Linked DNA regions of Mus musculus: region 2 is linked to region 1. The links are chromatin loops, found by intact Hi-C in ENCODE. Cell type or tissue: heart. All regions are shown on one strand. Each heading gives the region's core, and the rest is flanking DNA. Links, peaks and the distances in the headings are about the cores only.

Evidence for each region. Peaks named below come from ENCODE experiments on the same cell type or tissue, not always from the same donor. Only the 100,000 strongest peaks of a DNase experiment are listed, where the experiment ranks them.
Region 2: it touches region 1 in a loop (3-fold over the local background); 7 of 42 quality-filtered maps call a loop at or near these places.

Annotation. Positions count from the first base shown.
Region 1 is chr1:172,213,327-172,221,000 of GRCm38, forward strand. Casq1 (calsequestrin 1) reads right to left here and starts at 6,569. Exons shown (of 11, transcript NM_009813.2): 1 at 6,086-6,569; 2 at 4,564-4,648; 3 at 3,468-3,568; 4 at 2,583-2,694; 5 at 2,151-2,224; 6 at 1,686-1,816; 7 at 480-525; 8 at 11-65. The coding sequence starts at 6,364. It overlaps Gm17224 (a long non-coding RNA gene), which reads left to right. Exons shown (of 5, transcript XR_865735.3): 4 at 1-75; 5 at 236-360. In heart, for the core only: CTCF peaks have their summits at 4,006 (motif pointing left) and 4,208; DNase peaks (open chromatin) are centred at 1,625, 3,995, 5,415 and 6,315; H3K4me3 peaks cover 2,703 bases; H3K27ac peaks cover 3,304 bases.
Region 2 is chr1:172,144,392-172,152,065 of GRCm38, forward strand. It overlaps Dcaf8 (DDB1 and CUL4 associated factor 8), which reads left to right and starts at 3,624. Exons shown (of 14, transcript NM_001357204.1): 1 at 3,624-3,947; 2 at 4,858-4,930. It also overlaps the pseudogene Gm10171. In heart, for the core only: no CTCF peak of the experiment used is centred there; a DNase peak (open chromatin) is centred at 3,690; H3K4me3 peaks cover 3,065 bases; H3K27ac peaks cover 3,423 bases.

The sequences.
Region 1 (7,674 bases), core at 1,514-6,513:
CTCTCCTCACCGGGATCTGCTTCCTCTGCAAAGGCGACAATGTGGATTCCATCCAGGTCATCCTCCTGTTGGAGGGTGAGGAGGGGAGCAGGGTTAGAGCTGGGGATGGGGGTGGTGGGGGAGACCTTACTGTCCTCCCGTCCAACCCCTTGCCCGTTGCTTGAATCTGACTCCTGGAATGGCAGCTTATGTTTTCACGGTGGTGACTTTTCTAATGGCATCCTTTCTGCTCTAGGGATCCTGTCAGCTCCAGAGTTTGAGTCAGCCTTGTCATGTTCATTGTCATGCCTGTCACTTGAGACCTGACATGGTCTTCGGTACAGAAACAAAACAAATAAAAACCAACCCACGTGCCCCTTGGCTGAGACACGGCTTTCTTCCTAGCTAAGGGCACAGGGAGGAGCAGGGACAGCCGTTTCTAAGATCCGGGTCTTTACCCACTCCTGCTCCCCAAGGGCCTGGTCCTGGTCATCACTCACCCAAGTCTCGTACATACTCTCAGGCTTCAGTTTCCTCAGGGTTGATCTAGGAGAGACAGAGGGTCCCTATTCAGTGGGTGGGGACACCTCCCTCCAGAAGGTCCCCACAGCTGAAGCCACCTCTGGGTCAGGCCTAGGGCATAAACAGCTTGTAGCCCAGAACAAAGCCAGTTAGCAAATCTAAGCTCTGGGCATCAGGCCCAGAACATGGCACGGCTGCAAAACAATGGTTAGTGGGAAGGGGATGGCTGGAAGAGAGACGCTGGGGGCAAAGGTAAGAACTGGATATCAGCAGAGTCATTTACTTTTTCATTCACTCATTTAGTAAAGCTGACAGCCTGGGCTCGAAATAAAATTCCATGCCTCCTGTATGCCAGGCCCTGGGTTCCCTTCCCAGTACAGGAAAGGGTTGGGGGCGGGTATAGGTTATGAGGACTGAGTTAGGTATTGATTAAACCATGTTGGTATGTTGTGCCCCAGTGAAAGAGGCCAAAATCTAGTGGGCGAGAGTAAGTAGTATTTAGACTGATGAGTGGGTATTTCTAGTTGTGGAGTCACATGAAGGAAGAGACTTGTGTGAGTATAGGGCAGGGTTTCTTCGCATCAGCACTGCAGACGTCGAGGGAGGGGGCGTCGTGCGCACTGGAGGATGGTTAATAGTATCTCTGGCCTCTAATTACTGAATACCAGCAGCACTCCTCACAGCCAAAAATGTCCTGGAAACCTTGCCTAACAGCCACTGGAAGGCAAAAACCCTTGCCCCGCAGGCCGCTCCCTGTGCCTCCGTTGACAACTGCTAGTGTCAAGAATGACAAAGGAGAAGGGACTGAGTTCAAGCTTGAATCCCAGTTCTGATTCTTCCCCCTGGAGCCACTTTCACTGAGGATGCTAAAGAAATTAACTTCAGTAATAGAGAGAAGGTACCTCCCAGTTCCTGGTCCGAACACAGGTACTCTACTCATTGGCTGACACTCCCTAAGAAGCCCCTCAGTCCACACACATTTACAGAGGACTTTCTCTGTGTAGGGCTCAGAGCTTAGTGCTGGGGTATGAAATACAACACAGAACCTACTGGTATATCAGTGAACACCAACGTCTGCAAGCATATTCATCTCCAGGGCAGTGTAGCTTCCAGGTTGGCTTGCTTCCCAGCCCACTTCACAAACTGATGTGCTAGCCCTGGGAGGAACCTTGGCCAATCCCCACCTCCTGTGCTCCTCCACGAAGCTGACAATCTCCTCTTCACTGTTGGGCTTGTCTGGGATGGTCATAGGCTCTTCCATGAAGGCCTCGTAGAAATCAATCTCATTCAACTTCAGAGTCAGCTTCTTTGCCACCTTTGAGGAAGTAGACAAGAGTTATGGAGCAGGAGAAGCGGGAGCTGAGTGAGAAACAGTGTAAAGGAACTAGTTGCAGAAAAGGAGTCAGAAAATGTGGCTCTGGGTCACTGGGTAAGTGTCTTCACTCCTCTGGGCATCGTTTAACACAATAAAGGTGGGTTAGACAGTCTAATGTCCACCTTCCCTTCAATTCTATAGGAGAAGGAACATGAGTCTGGGGTGGGGAATACCAGCATGAAAAATGGTGCCAAGATCCCATCAATTTTGGTAGGGTAGGCTGAGGGAAGCTTAAGAGTGTAGGGAGAGCCAGTGTAGCCACAGGGAAGAGAACCTTGCTGTCGAAGGTAGCGAAGAAAGGGATGTAGGGATGGAACTCTTCAGCTGCGTCCTCGTAGGCTTTGTAATCTGAGGGGGAGGAAGGGACAGTCACAGTCATGTTCAGGGTCTGCCAAAGAATCACTCCCCCCCACCACCAAGGGGAATCTTCTCTGCAGGTCTTCCTTGACATGTGGGTCCCAGGAAGAGACCCATCCCCTTTAGCTCTCTAACTCTAGCTCTCTGAGAATAAAATACAATAGAATTGTAGAGGAAGCAGCGGAATGCTGGGGGTGTTTGGGAATGCCCCAGAGTGCAGGGACAGATGATGGAGCTGACCGTGCAGAAGGAAGAAGGGGGCCTAGGAGGTCAGAACCAGAGATGCTTGGCCACTGGCCAAAGTAGGGAGGCAAGGAGGATAGGTGGGTCAGAAAGAGCTGTTACCCACGCTCTGAGTCTTTGCTCTTGAAGTAGCCAATGAGTTTGATTTCATCTTCAATATTCTCAAATGCCTGCAGCTCTCGTTCACCTTCAATCAACTCTACAGGGTCTTCTAGGACCTGGGAGAAAAAGAATATTGAGACCACCATTCCTTTTGTCCCTGACAGGCCCCAGAGAAAGATACAGGGGAAAGACAGGGAACTAGAATAGGAGATGCTTGTATAGGGTGGATATGTGGCCTGTTAATGGTGTATGTGTGTAGTCTGAGTGTTGTGCAGTGTGTGTGATACGCATGTTCTGTATCTTCTGCTTGGCATGGGGTATATGTTTGTGATATGTTGTTGTATGTGTGATTTATTTGTGGTTCTGATGTGTATGGTGTATATATATATATATATATATATATATACACACACATATATATACACACATATATATATAATATAAATTGTATATTACATGTTTTATTGCTATATGTATGCTGTATGTCATGTGTGTGCATGAGAATGCATTGTATGTATGTTTTATATCTGGTATATGTGGCACATATATATGATGTGCTTTATACACACACACACACATATATATATGTATATATATGTGTATATACACACACACACACACACATATAGGGGCCTATATATGTGATATGCATATGTTTTGTGTACATTGTGTCTGATCTATATGATATATGTATGTGATATCTGTTACATGTTGCACGTGGTATGTGGGAAACTGGTATAGTGTATGTATGCCTGGTGTGTGAGTGTGTGTGTGTGTGTGTGTGTGTGTGTGTGTGTGTGTGTGTGTGTGTTTAGGAGTGTAGGGTTGATTAGTAAGGACCGAGGGGCATTGGAAACTTCAAGGCTATGAGGCTCAGGGGAACCCTCACATCAAGCAGAAACTCCACCAGAGTGTCTGCAGAAAACTCGCCGTCATATTCAATGACTTCATCTCCTTTGAACACATAAACGCTGTCTTCTTCAGTTAGTCCTAGGAAACGCATGGTGGGAAGGTGAGTGAGGAAGACAACCTTCCCAGAAACCCGAGTCTAATCTGGTCACAGCCCACTTGTTAATCCCTGCAGACTCATCCTCCACCTCTCCATCCCTTCCCCCTACTCCTGCCCCGCCCCATCTACCTTCAACAAACCCTTAAACCCTTCATTCCCAAATTAGTTCAGGAGCTAAAGCTAGGCAGAAGCTGGGGCCTGCCCGGGTGGGGATCGGTAGGGTTTGAGGGGAGGAAACTGGGAAGATTCAGATTCTAGCAACACAGCTCCCTTGCTCTGCCTACACAGCCAGGGACAAATATTCCTGCCAGCGACTCTGAAGTATCTAGTGGCTGAATCTTTGCTATTGCTGTCCAGATGACTTGTTGCTAACTACCCTTCCCCCATCCACATCCGGTGTCCAGCCTCTGCTGCCGCCTGGTGGCCGGGTGGTGTAATATCTGGGCTCTGCTAAGAGAAAGGGAGGAAGCCGAGGGGGAAGGGAGAAGGGAGGGGGGAGGGGAGGAGCCAAAAAAGCACTTTGCAGAAGGGCTCTCTGGCTATGCCTGTATTTCTTGGTTTCACCTTCCTTTCCAACACCTAGCTGTGTTCTTTTTTTTTTTTTTTTTTTTAACTACATTTTTTTTTTTAGGTTAGCATACATGCTTTTGTTTTGTTTTGTTTTAGAATTTCACTATGTAGCCCAGGAAGCTTTGAATCCACAATCCTCCTGCCTCATCCTCTCAAATACAAGTATCACAAGTATGAGCCACCATGCCCATGTCCCTACCCAGTCTTATTTTCTAGATGAGCAGAAAGGTTACCACCCCACCGTTCCACCTCATCCAGGGAGTGGGGCGCAGGACTCTATACAGAATAGCCCCTAATCTCAAATGCCCCGGCCCACTCTAAATAGATGTGCAGCTCTCAAATCTCCCCCAAACCCCCACCTGGGCCTCTCCAGTCTTCCATAACCTGCTTCCTTGCCCTCCCTTACCTAGTTTCTTGGCCACAGCTGCATCCTTCTCTGAGTCCACCAGGCCAAAGCCAACACCCTTGTCTTCTAAGACTTGGGCTGCTAACTGGAAGAAGGAGTCAGAATTAAATTAGCCCCCAGAATTCTTATCAACCTCTTCCTTGTGAGATACGTTCCTATCATTCATCGGGTCATCTGAGGTGCAAGAAAGCCAAGCATTGACCTTCACCATCTGTTAGAAGCAGACTCTGCCTGGGCACCTCATAACCCTAGCCTGTCTTTGGTTCAGCCTTTGAAAAGATGGTGTGTATTTATTGCTCACTGCAACGTTCCTGAAGGACGCTGAGTCTCACCTTCCATGAAAGACTGGGCCCTACCTTTCATCCTGATCAAAGGCCAAACTCAGCAGAGGGGAATGTGGGACCCTGGGATCCTGAAGTAACTCCCAAAGTGAGAGCTGTGGAGGATGGGGTGTGGGGTGAGGGGTAGGAAAGGCCAGAGGTCAAGAGGTTGCCATCATCCCTGGAGGGACAGTCACTCTTCTTCCAGGCCCCACCTCCTTCTTCTTTAGGCTGGTCGCCCCACAAGCCTCCCCAGCCAGCCACCTGCGGATTCTTTCTGCTGTGGGCATACTGTGTGCAGCTGTATCCCACCCAGCACTGCAGTGATCCTTAGGAGAATGGGAGGGCGGGTGGCAGGTGGATGGCAGAGGCCACTGAACATGGAGGATAAAAATACTTGGCTCATTAATCAGATAGCAGTTTGCAGAGCCCGATGGGGCACACGGAAATGCAAGCCAGGGGGCCGGGTGTCTTACACTGAAACATTCCAAGCTCGGACAAGGTGGAGCCTCTCTGTATCACCAAGCCGGGGAAGTGCAGACAAAGGCAAACGTATCCTAGCTCCATTAGGGATGCGTGTGGCCACGTAATCCAATCGGAAGGCTGCCTCCCCTCATTTCTTTTTTGTATTAACCGTCTCTGCCTTGGACCTAAAGTAGATTCTCTGGCTGAAATGATGGGGAAGGCATGCTGAAGCCTTCGTGAGAGTTTTCTAGTAAGGACTTCCCCTAGGGGACAAAACGCGGCGGGTTGGCCTGGGGAGGTCTGTGGGAAGCCTCTAGAAGTCATTTAACTGTACAGTCACTAAGTCAGTTGAAGGCAAATAAAAGAACAATCGTGTTCACGGTTCTGCTGTTTGCGTCTTGGAGCACGGCCCTACGTGTGTAAAGAGAGGGGGATCTTTTGGCCACAAGAGTAGTATGAAGCACAGTGCAGGGTACTGTGCAAGCTCCCCCCACCCAGCTTCTCCCCCCCCCCAGCCAAACCTAGTGCCCCTGCCTCCTGCAGCACAACTTACCAACAGAAGGGTAGGACCTTGGTCCCTGAGTCTTTTTCTTTTTGCCAAGGCCACATTCCAGTCATGTACTTGGTGGAGACAGAGGCCCAGCAGCCATGCTGCTCTTAAGCTAGCCCCCACCCTCAGACTCAGGGCTCACCGAGGGGACTGAGCATGCTCTCCAGGCCTGCTATTCTCCACTCACCTCCAGGATTAGCTCCTCCATCTCAAATTGTCTCTGCGAGGCCTTGTCGTCCTCGGGGGGCTCATGGTAGAGGAGGGCCAGCACCTCATACTTCTTAAACACGTTCTTGTAGTTCTTGGCGTTCACATTGATCACACGGTCCACACCGTCGTACTCAGGGAAGTCCAACCCATCTTCCCCCTGGACCCCTAACCTGGGCGTCCCTAGCACCAGTACAAACAGCAGTGCCAGCCGCAGCTCGGACACTGCTCTGGCCCCCATCCTGTCGGTAGCTCTCATGGAGGTAGTACAATCTGGGCCTGCTCTCCTGGTCCAGAGGAGGTTAGCTGAAATAGGGAGAGGTGCCCCTCGGATACAGAATCCTGAGTTAGGGGCTCCAGGTGGGGGTGGGGTAGAGAGTGGGCCAGAGCAGTGGACAGAGGACACTGCTGGGTCCTGGAGAAACTGCCGACAGAGCCAAGAGAAAAAGGGTCAGGAGGAGGAATAGGAGCAGGGGCGGGGAGGGAACCGGAGCTGCCCCTTGAAACTGGCACCCCCTCCGTCCCCACCTGGTCCTGTCTAAATATGTCTCTGTGGTTGGCAGGAGGGATGGATAACCTTCTGAGGCCAGGACAGCTCCATGAGAGCCTGAATCCTCTCACCTCCTATACCTCTTCCCTAGGCTCCCTCCCAGCAGCTGGTTCCTTCCCCCTCCCCCAGTGTCCAGGACTCCTTAGCCCCTGGCCCCATGCAGGCCTAAGAGCTCATCGCCATATTAAGAAAGGGAGAGAGAGAGATGCCGGATCTAAAAATAAGACCAGATGAGTTAGGGGTAAGTGAGGCTGGGGCTGGAGGAGGGGGGATGTAGGGTATCCAGGGATCCCAGAGTAGGACAAGGCCTATCAGAAAGAAGTACAGGTAGCAAGGACGACACCTTCTGGGCCAGAGGCTAAACTGATAATACAGGAGAGAATGTGGTATTTCTAACTCCTAAAATCCAGCAGTCTTCTATAGGTAAAGCCTATTTCTTTGATCTTATGGACGAGACATGAGCAATAAAAGCGCATTCCAGGCTCCAGGAAAGAAACCCCCGTGCAGTTCCCTTTAAAGACCGTGGACCAAGGATGAGATCATTCTCTGAATAAAAGATGGAGCGGAGTCCAAGACCAGAATCCTGGCTTAGCTCCAGTCAGTTTCCTTTGCTTCACTCAACAGTCCCAACTCAGGAATGCAGGGGGAAGGACAGGGCTGGCCCGAGTTCCATCCTGTAGTGATGGCGACTTGGGCTTTCTCTGCCTGTACTGCCCACTGCTTCGTGGCGCTTCCTCCTCTGAGGGCTCTGGCCTGATCCCGTGGGACTCTGATTCTAGGGCATAAGGGGCTGGGAGGATTCCTCAGACTGCACAGGTCTATAGAGAGCTAATAGCTACTATTCATTCCTATGTCTTTGACAAGGACAGATGATCCGGTATAAGTATGGGAAAAAGTTAACTCGAGGTAAACAGGAAGAGGTGGACCCTGTGCCCTTATCGGACGCTGTGGATTAATTCTGTGCATCTGAGGCACACAGCTGAGCTGGAGGTACGAAGGCTGTCATTTTTAGGGTCCTA
Region 2 (7,674 bases), core at 1,215-6,214, 69 kb before region 1:
ACATTTATACAACATCCCGGTCATGGTTCCAGCTGCTACTGTGTTGAGGTCATCTTCTGCACCCCGTGTTTTCTCAATGATAACACCAAAAGCACTATAGAGCAAAGCCAGGGAGCCTAGAGTATTAGCCCAAAGTGCTCCTTGCCTAGTCACCATATTCAAAATCTGTACATTTCTTGGTTTGGACCAGGCCATGCTCTGGGTTTCCTTCAATCCTAAACGAAGACCGTTCATTGCCCCGAATGCGGCCCCTGTCATGCAACATCCTCCAATGGTAAAGAAAGCTAGTTCAAATCTGCCTCGGGTTTTATTAGCTCCAGTTGGCAAAATAAATTCATCAGTATCCTGAACGAGATAGCGTGGATCCACATTTAAATAAGGAGACAGGGGGTTCATACCAGTCAGCGGGACGCCGGCCAAATCAGCGTTCGAGTAACCCGCTCCTCCGGCTCCGAAGAAGCCAGCTAACCCGCTGGTGGATTTGTTGCTACTTCCTCCGCCACCTTCCATGAGGTCGCAGCAAACGGCGGTGGGCTCGCCACCACCTCCTCAGGCCGGGGACGTATGCTCGGCCCAGTCTAGATAATTTTGACTTTCGTTATGTGATGAGAAAGTAATGGATGTTTTGGGTAGGGGACTATGACCTGACTTACATCTTAAAAGTCACTCAGCTGCCTGACGTTTGCTCGTATGAGGGCACTAATGGAGATAGACAAACTAGCTGGAGTAGTTACTCTCCAAATGGCTGGACAAATTATGTGAGTGAAGCACTGATTTCAGCTTAGAGTTTGAGGGGACATCATTCATCATGATGGGGAGAGCGCGGCAGCTGGAGGCTTGCTGGACACATTGTGTTCAGAAACAGTAATAAATGCTGGTACTCGATTTACTTTCTGTATATTCAGCCAAGCCCCTCAGCTTATGGAATGATGTCACCCACAATTAGGTGGGTCTTCCCACCTCAATTAGCCTAATCTAGGTAATCCCTCACAGGCATGCCTAGAGGCTTGCCTGCTAACTAATTATAGATCTTGTCGAGTTAACAGTATTAATTACCACATGTCTACTTCAGCAAGTAGTCAACAAGAGACAGCTTGGGATAGAATGTATCTGGCAATGGAGCTCAGTTTATAGAGTGCTTGCCTAGTATCCACGAAGGCCTCAGTTTGATTCCCAACAACGAATAAAATCAGACATAGTGGCACATGCCCGACCCTCGGGAGATGGAGGCAGCAGTTTCAGAAGTGAATTTGAAGCTATTCTGAGCTACTCTCGTTCCTGTCTCAAAACACCTGGGAGGAGGGGAATGGTATTGGTATGGGGTAGAGTTGAGGAGTCTGTACTTAGTACCTTAACCTTCTGGTTAAAAGAAAGAGAGGCCGAAGACGTAGTTTGGTTGTTAGGGTACTTGTTCAACATGCCCAAAAGCCCCGTGGCTCCACCTCCAGCACTGCATAAACCAGCAATGGCGATGCTTCCCTGTAATCCCGGCTCTGGAGGTAGAGGCGGGATACAGCCTGGGATGCAGGAGACCCACCTAAAACATCTTCAACAACCTTGGTGTTCTGAGTCACACCAAAGGAAACAGCGCAGGATGAAACTTGGCCTTGCAGGCATCAGGAAGAGTCAGCCTCTGTGGACTGAGTACTGAACATCTGCCCAAAAGTATGTTTACTGATTGTTACACAAGTTGTTCTTTTTTTTTTCCGGGGCAGGGGGGAATAAATTCCTTTATACTAAAGACCCTAAAAAGCTCTATGTTTCCTGAAGAAAACCACCCTACAACTCTAGTCCTTACTGTGTACTGTTTGCAATCCTCGATAATGCAAGGTATTGCAGGTGTGCCAGGACCATCTTGTGACCCAGAAGTCACTGAAAGACTGTAAAGCTCCTTCAGAAGAACAACCCCATAGATGAGAGAAAGCACCTCGGTTTTCTATAAGGATCTTTTTCAAGGTCAAATTACTTCCAAAAAAGCCGGGAAGTGGTGGCGCACGCCTTTAGTCTTGGCACTTGGGAAGCAGAGGCAGGCAGATTTTTGAGTTCAAGGCCAGTCTGGTCTACAAAGTGAGTTCCAGGACAGCCAGGGCAAGGAAACCCTGTCTGGAAAAACAAACAAAACAAAACAAAAACATTACTTCCAGGAAAAAAAACTCTTCATTCTGATGTCTACCCTAAACAGTGAAAAACAATTATTTTATTCTACTGCCTACCCTGGATATAATGATCCTACTAGATTTTTCTGCTACAAATAAGAATGCTCCAGCCTGCTAGCTAGGAGTAATCTGGAATCCTAGAATCCTGGTTAGGTTTCCTTTAGGTGTCAGCAGAAAGTAGTGTACAGAGGTTACCTAAAACCAGCAACCTGCAGAGTTATGTGGCGTATCCATGTTTTAGCTGTATTTTCACAACAGCTAAATTATGAATAAACCTAGATATTTATCAACAGATGAATGAATTAAAGAAAATATAGAATATATACACAATAGGATCCATCAACTATGAAGAATGAAATAGTATTTGCAGATTATAAACAACATAAGTTAGACTCAGAAAGACAAATATGGCATGTCCTCTCCCATATGCAGAATCTGGATTTAAGTTCATGTATACATATGTCTATTAATTACACACACGTATTCATATTTAACAACAAAGTAGACAGGAGACTGAGAGGCAAGGAAGAGATATAAAGAGAGTTGAAGGAAAGCTAAGAAAAGAGAATGGAGTATACACTAGTCACAAAACTTAGTGGTAGTTATTGGAGGAAGGTAACCAAGAAGGGGAAAATGAGTGGGAAGGGGGCCATGAAGAAACAGGCATGACACATACATATGAAAATGCCACATGGAAACCTATTGCGTGTGTGTGTGTGTGTGTGTGTGTGTGTTGGGGATCGGGGAAGGACTTATTCTAGCCCCGAACTTACTATCCGTTGTTCTAGGTTGACCTCCAACTTGTGTATATCCTGTCTCAGCCTCCTGAGTGCTAGTTTGTAACCTGTTAGTTTGTATGCTCATTTAAAAAATTAAACTCTGCAGCGTTGAGCGCCTTTAATCCTAATCCCAGCGCCTGAGAGGCAGAGGCAGGTGGGTGATCTCTGTGAGATCTACAGTTCCAGGACAGCCCGGGTAGAAAGATCCTGTTTCAAATGAATAAATAAATCCTGTTTCTAAGCCGTGTCACTCCCACCCCCAGGTGTGGGGATCAAACTTTTAAAACTTTTAGACCCTTAGGAAGCATTCCAACATCCCCAAACCTTAGTGACTCTTTTAAACAAATGGACAAATGGGTGCTGGCAGAAGGCCTCTTAAGAAGCCATTGAAGGAAATGCAGCTTTGAGCCTGAAAGGAGAAAGGGGTTTTTCTTTAAACAAGGAAACAAACAAACAAAAAAATATGGCAAGAATTAGAACCTCAGGCCTGGAGGACACCTAGAAGTTTGCCTGCCAGAGCCTTTGGAATGAGGTTCATTTTCCGGCACAACTCCAAGGAGCCCCTAGATCGCATGTGTTTTGAATACCAGGAGACAAGCCATCACTCTCAAAGTACGAAAACAACTTGACTCCTCCGCCCCGCGCACGCGCCCCTCGCGGCTTCGGTTGGCCCGAGGCTCCGCCCCTTGTGCGGCCACCGGGAGGGTTGGGAGCCCAGAGCTCGCGGGACCGCTCTCGCTCAGTCTCCTCCAGCACAGCGTCGCAAACCCCGCCGGAAAGCGTGACGGCGCAGGCGCAGGCGCGGAGACCCGAGACGGTGGTGGTGGCTGCCGCTGGCCAGTGTAAGATGGCGGCGGCGTTGGTGGCGGCAGTGGACGGGGCGGCTGGGCCTGGAACAGTCGGAGCATCCGCTGGCAGAAGGATGACCCTAGATGGGAAGCGGGCTGCCGGGCCTCGCCAGCTCCCGTGCTTGTAACTGCCCCAGCCGGACGCCCTCCCCTTGACCTACCGGGTCCGTGTTTCGTCCGGCTCGGCCTGTTCCCCCCTCTCCCTGACCGCTTCCCCGCAGGACAGGCCCGATCCCTTTCCTAAAACTCCCGGACTTTAAGTCTTACTCCCCTCCTCCGAGTCGGTGCTGGGAGGACTCGTCCTCTGCCCGGGTCGGTCCACGGGGTTGCCCCCTAGGGCCAACCCCATGACTCACAGGGGCTTCTCGTTCGTCCGGTGACCCATTCGTAAACTCTCATTTCTCCCTTTATAATTTGGGGACCCGGCTCTGTTGGCGTCTCCTAGTCACTTCAGGGCCACCGCGCAGTGTGCCCCCTTCCCCCATCCCAAGATCTCAGGCCCAGCACCTCGTACGGAAGGCCGAGGTCCAAGAAACTGGCAGTCTGTTCTTGAATGCTTTGTGATCTAGTTCTCTTAATGTACTTCCCCTCCCCGTGTCCCGAAATCTTTTAGGACACCTTAGAACGGTCCCGCTTGGTCCTTATTAGTTGGAAAGCATCTGGCGGCTTGAATTTCTGACTCATGATTGTTGGTGTAGTCTGTAAACAAACCCGCACTAGAGCGATCACATTCTCCCGCGGATTCTCCCCTCCCCCCCCCTGCTCCGGAGTTTGCTTGAGACGGGTGGTTTGGTTTAAGAGTTGAAAAGATACAGGTTTTCCTCATAAGTGACTCTTTAGCCTTGGTGGAGCTGGGAGATAACTTTGCCTGGCGTTTAAATCTTGTGTTAATCCTTTGTGTTTCCATTACGGGCATGGGTTTTGTTCAGTAGTCAGAATTGAGTTAGGTAAGTTGTTTTGGTTTTAAATAGTTGTGAGGAGACTTTAAAAAAAAAAACATTAAAGTGTGGTCATAAATATTTTGGCTACTTTCAGAAGAGACGCCTTTGCCATGTAAACTTTCACTTTTCTCAGTTCTTCAGCGAACCTCCAGACCAGTTTTCTCAGGATCTTGGGCCTGACTTCGGTCGGCGATAAAAGCAGGAAGGTGAGTGGCATTGAAGGCGTTTAATTCCTCAATTCAAGACCCTTTCCTCATGCGAAAGTGCAGACCGCTAAACTCAACAATTGTTACCCCTGTTTCCGCAAGTTTGGATATTGTTAGCAGCTTTGTTACAATTTTGGTTAAATTTCTTACAAATTTAATTGGCTGTATTTTGACCTGCTGCCCGACACTGTTGTTGTGTGTCTTCAAATGGCTTAAGCGTCGAGTGAGCAGTCTGCACCTCGTTTTCTATTCCCCCGTTATTTATTTGCATTGTGTTTTGTCTTCCCGTGGATCTTGTCTTAGACTGTTAAAACATAGAGAACTGGGTTGCCTGAATTCTGTTTAGCCTTTTGTCAAGTCAGATCTGTTCTCCCAAACCCAGAACTTATCATCCATGCCATCTGGAGAGTAATTAACCACTCCTGACTAAAAGCTAGGATCGAAGAGTGAGCCTCCATTTAGTTGGTATCTAAGTCCAGTTAGCCTCAGAGGCACAACTTTTCAAAAGGTAGTGGGATTTCTTTTCTTTCTTTCTTCCTTTCTCTCTCTCTCTCTCCCTTCCTTCCTTTTCTTTTCTTTTCTTTTCTTTTCTTTTCTTTTCTTTTCTTTTCTTTCTTTCTTAAAAGCAGTTCCTTTTGTAGCTAACTTGCAGATTATTGGTCAGTAGAAGAATCATGTGCTTTCAGCAACAAGGAGAGGGAGCCGGAACACAGTTGTCAGTATGGTTCCTACAAGGCTTGTAGATTGCTCGTAGCAGAGGGTAGGACTGTGCTTGAGACTGGCAAGACTTAGTAGAGAAGCCCCCTGACTCTTTAAGGTAGGTTTGACCAATCCTAGTACCTTTGGGATTTGTACTGGGAAAAGTTTGAGAGTGGCTATGCTAAGTTTTGTTCCCCGTGGTGCTCAAAACTAGAAAATGTTCATTATGAAGTAACATAAAAACTTTGAATGCGGATGCATGTATGTAAGATGTAAGAGTAAGCTTTTACATTTTAATTTGGTTTTATGTCTGGGTGTTTTACCTGCATGGCTGTCTGTGCAACGCTTGCATGACTCATGCTGGAGACGATCAGAAGAGGGTCTCAGATCCCTGGAACTGAAGGTATAGGTAGCTGTGAGCTGCCATGTGGGTGCTGTGAACTGAATCTGGGTCCTCTGCAAGAACAGCCAGTACTCTAAAACAGTGAACCATTTCTTTCTTTCTTTCTTTCTTTCTTTCTTTCTTTCTTTCTTTCTTTCTTTCTTTCTTTCTTTCTTTTTTCAAAGATTTATTTCATTTATATGGGTACACTGTAGCTGTCTTCACACACCAGAAGAGGGCACTGGATCCCATTACAGATGGTCGTGAGCCACCATGTGGTTGCTGGGAATTGAACTCAGGACCTCTGGAAGAGCAAGCAGCCAGTGCTCTTCACCGCTGAGTCACCTCCAGCCCCAGTGAACCATTTCTTCAGCTTGTTTATTTGACTTTTGAGACAGGAACTCACTTTATCCCAGGCTGACCTGAAATTTATAATGCACACCAGGCTGGTCTTGCAAACTTGTCTCACCTAGCCTCCTAAGTACTGGTGTACTGGTGTGAGGCACCAATCATAGGTAATACATAACAGGTGTTTGCTTTGTACCCATCTTTCTATTTTGTTTGTTTTCTTTTAAGAACTAGGGCCTAAGAGCCGGCTGTGGTGGCGCACGCCTTTATTCCCAGCACTCGGGAGGCAGAGACAGGCGGATTTCTGAGTTCAAGGCCAGCCTGGTCTACAAAGTGAATTCCAGTACAGCCAGGGCTACACAAAGAAACCCTGTCTTGAAAAACAAAACAAAAACAACAACAACAACAAAAGAACTGGGGCCAAGGCTGATGGTGGTAGTCCATTAGTCCATGCCTTTGATCCCAGCACTTGGAAACAGATGCAGGTGGATCTCTGATTTTGAGGCCAGCATTGTCTACAAAGTGAGTTCCAGGACAGCCAGAGCTACATAGTGAGACCTGTCTCAAACAAAGAAACAAAACTTGGGGTTTTCAGGTAAACTAAGCAAGCTCTCTGCTGCTGGGCCACAGCCTCTGCCCCTCAGATTCATGTTTAAGATTTATGTGCCTGTGTCTGTGTGGGGATGGATGTATGTGAGGGTAGTGCCTGTGGAGGCTAGGACAGAAGAAGGGACCAGATCCTTTGGGGCTGGAGTTAATAGTTGTGAACTGTTGTGTGGCTTCCAGAAACTAAACTCAGAGCCTCTTCGAGAGCAGTAAGCACTTTAATTGCTGTCCCCTCAAATTCAGTTTTATTGTTCATATTATTTGTTTGTTTTGTGAATGTCTTGTAGGATGCCTTCTAAACCTGATTTCTGAGCGTCAGAATAGGAAATGTTTACATATGTGTATTTCTAAATGCTTTTGTTGTTGTTGTTGTTTTCCTTCCCTGAGACAGGGTTTCTCTGTGTAGCCTGGCTGTCCTGGAACTCACTCTGTAAACCAGGCTGGCCTCGAAAAATCCATCTGCTCTGCCTCCCAAGTGCTGGGATTAAAGGCGTGCACCACCACTGCCCATCTCTAAATGTATTCTTAAACTAAATGTCAATTATTTCTTTGTTGGTTGGTTTCTTCCTCTTGGCCTGTTAGCATACCTTACAGAGTATGGTCTCTTTCCTTTCCCTTCTGCTGTAATGGCCACTGGTGCTGCAGCTAGCCACTGAATGCTTAACTTGTGCTACCAAGAGAGACACATTTTTTTTCCCAAGATTATGAG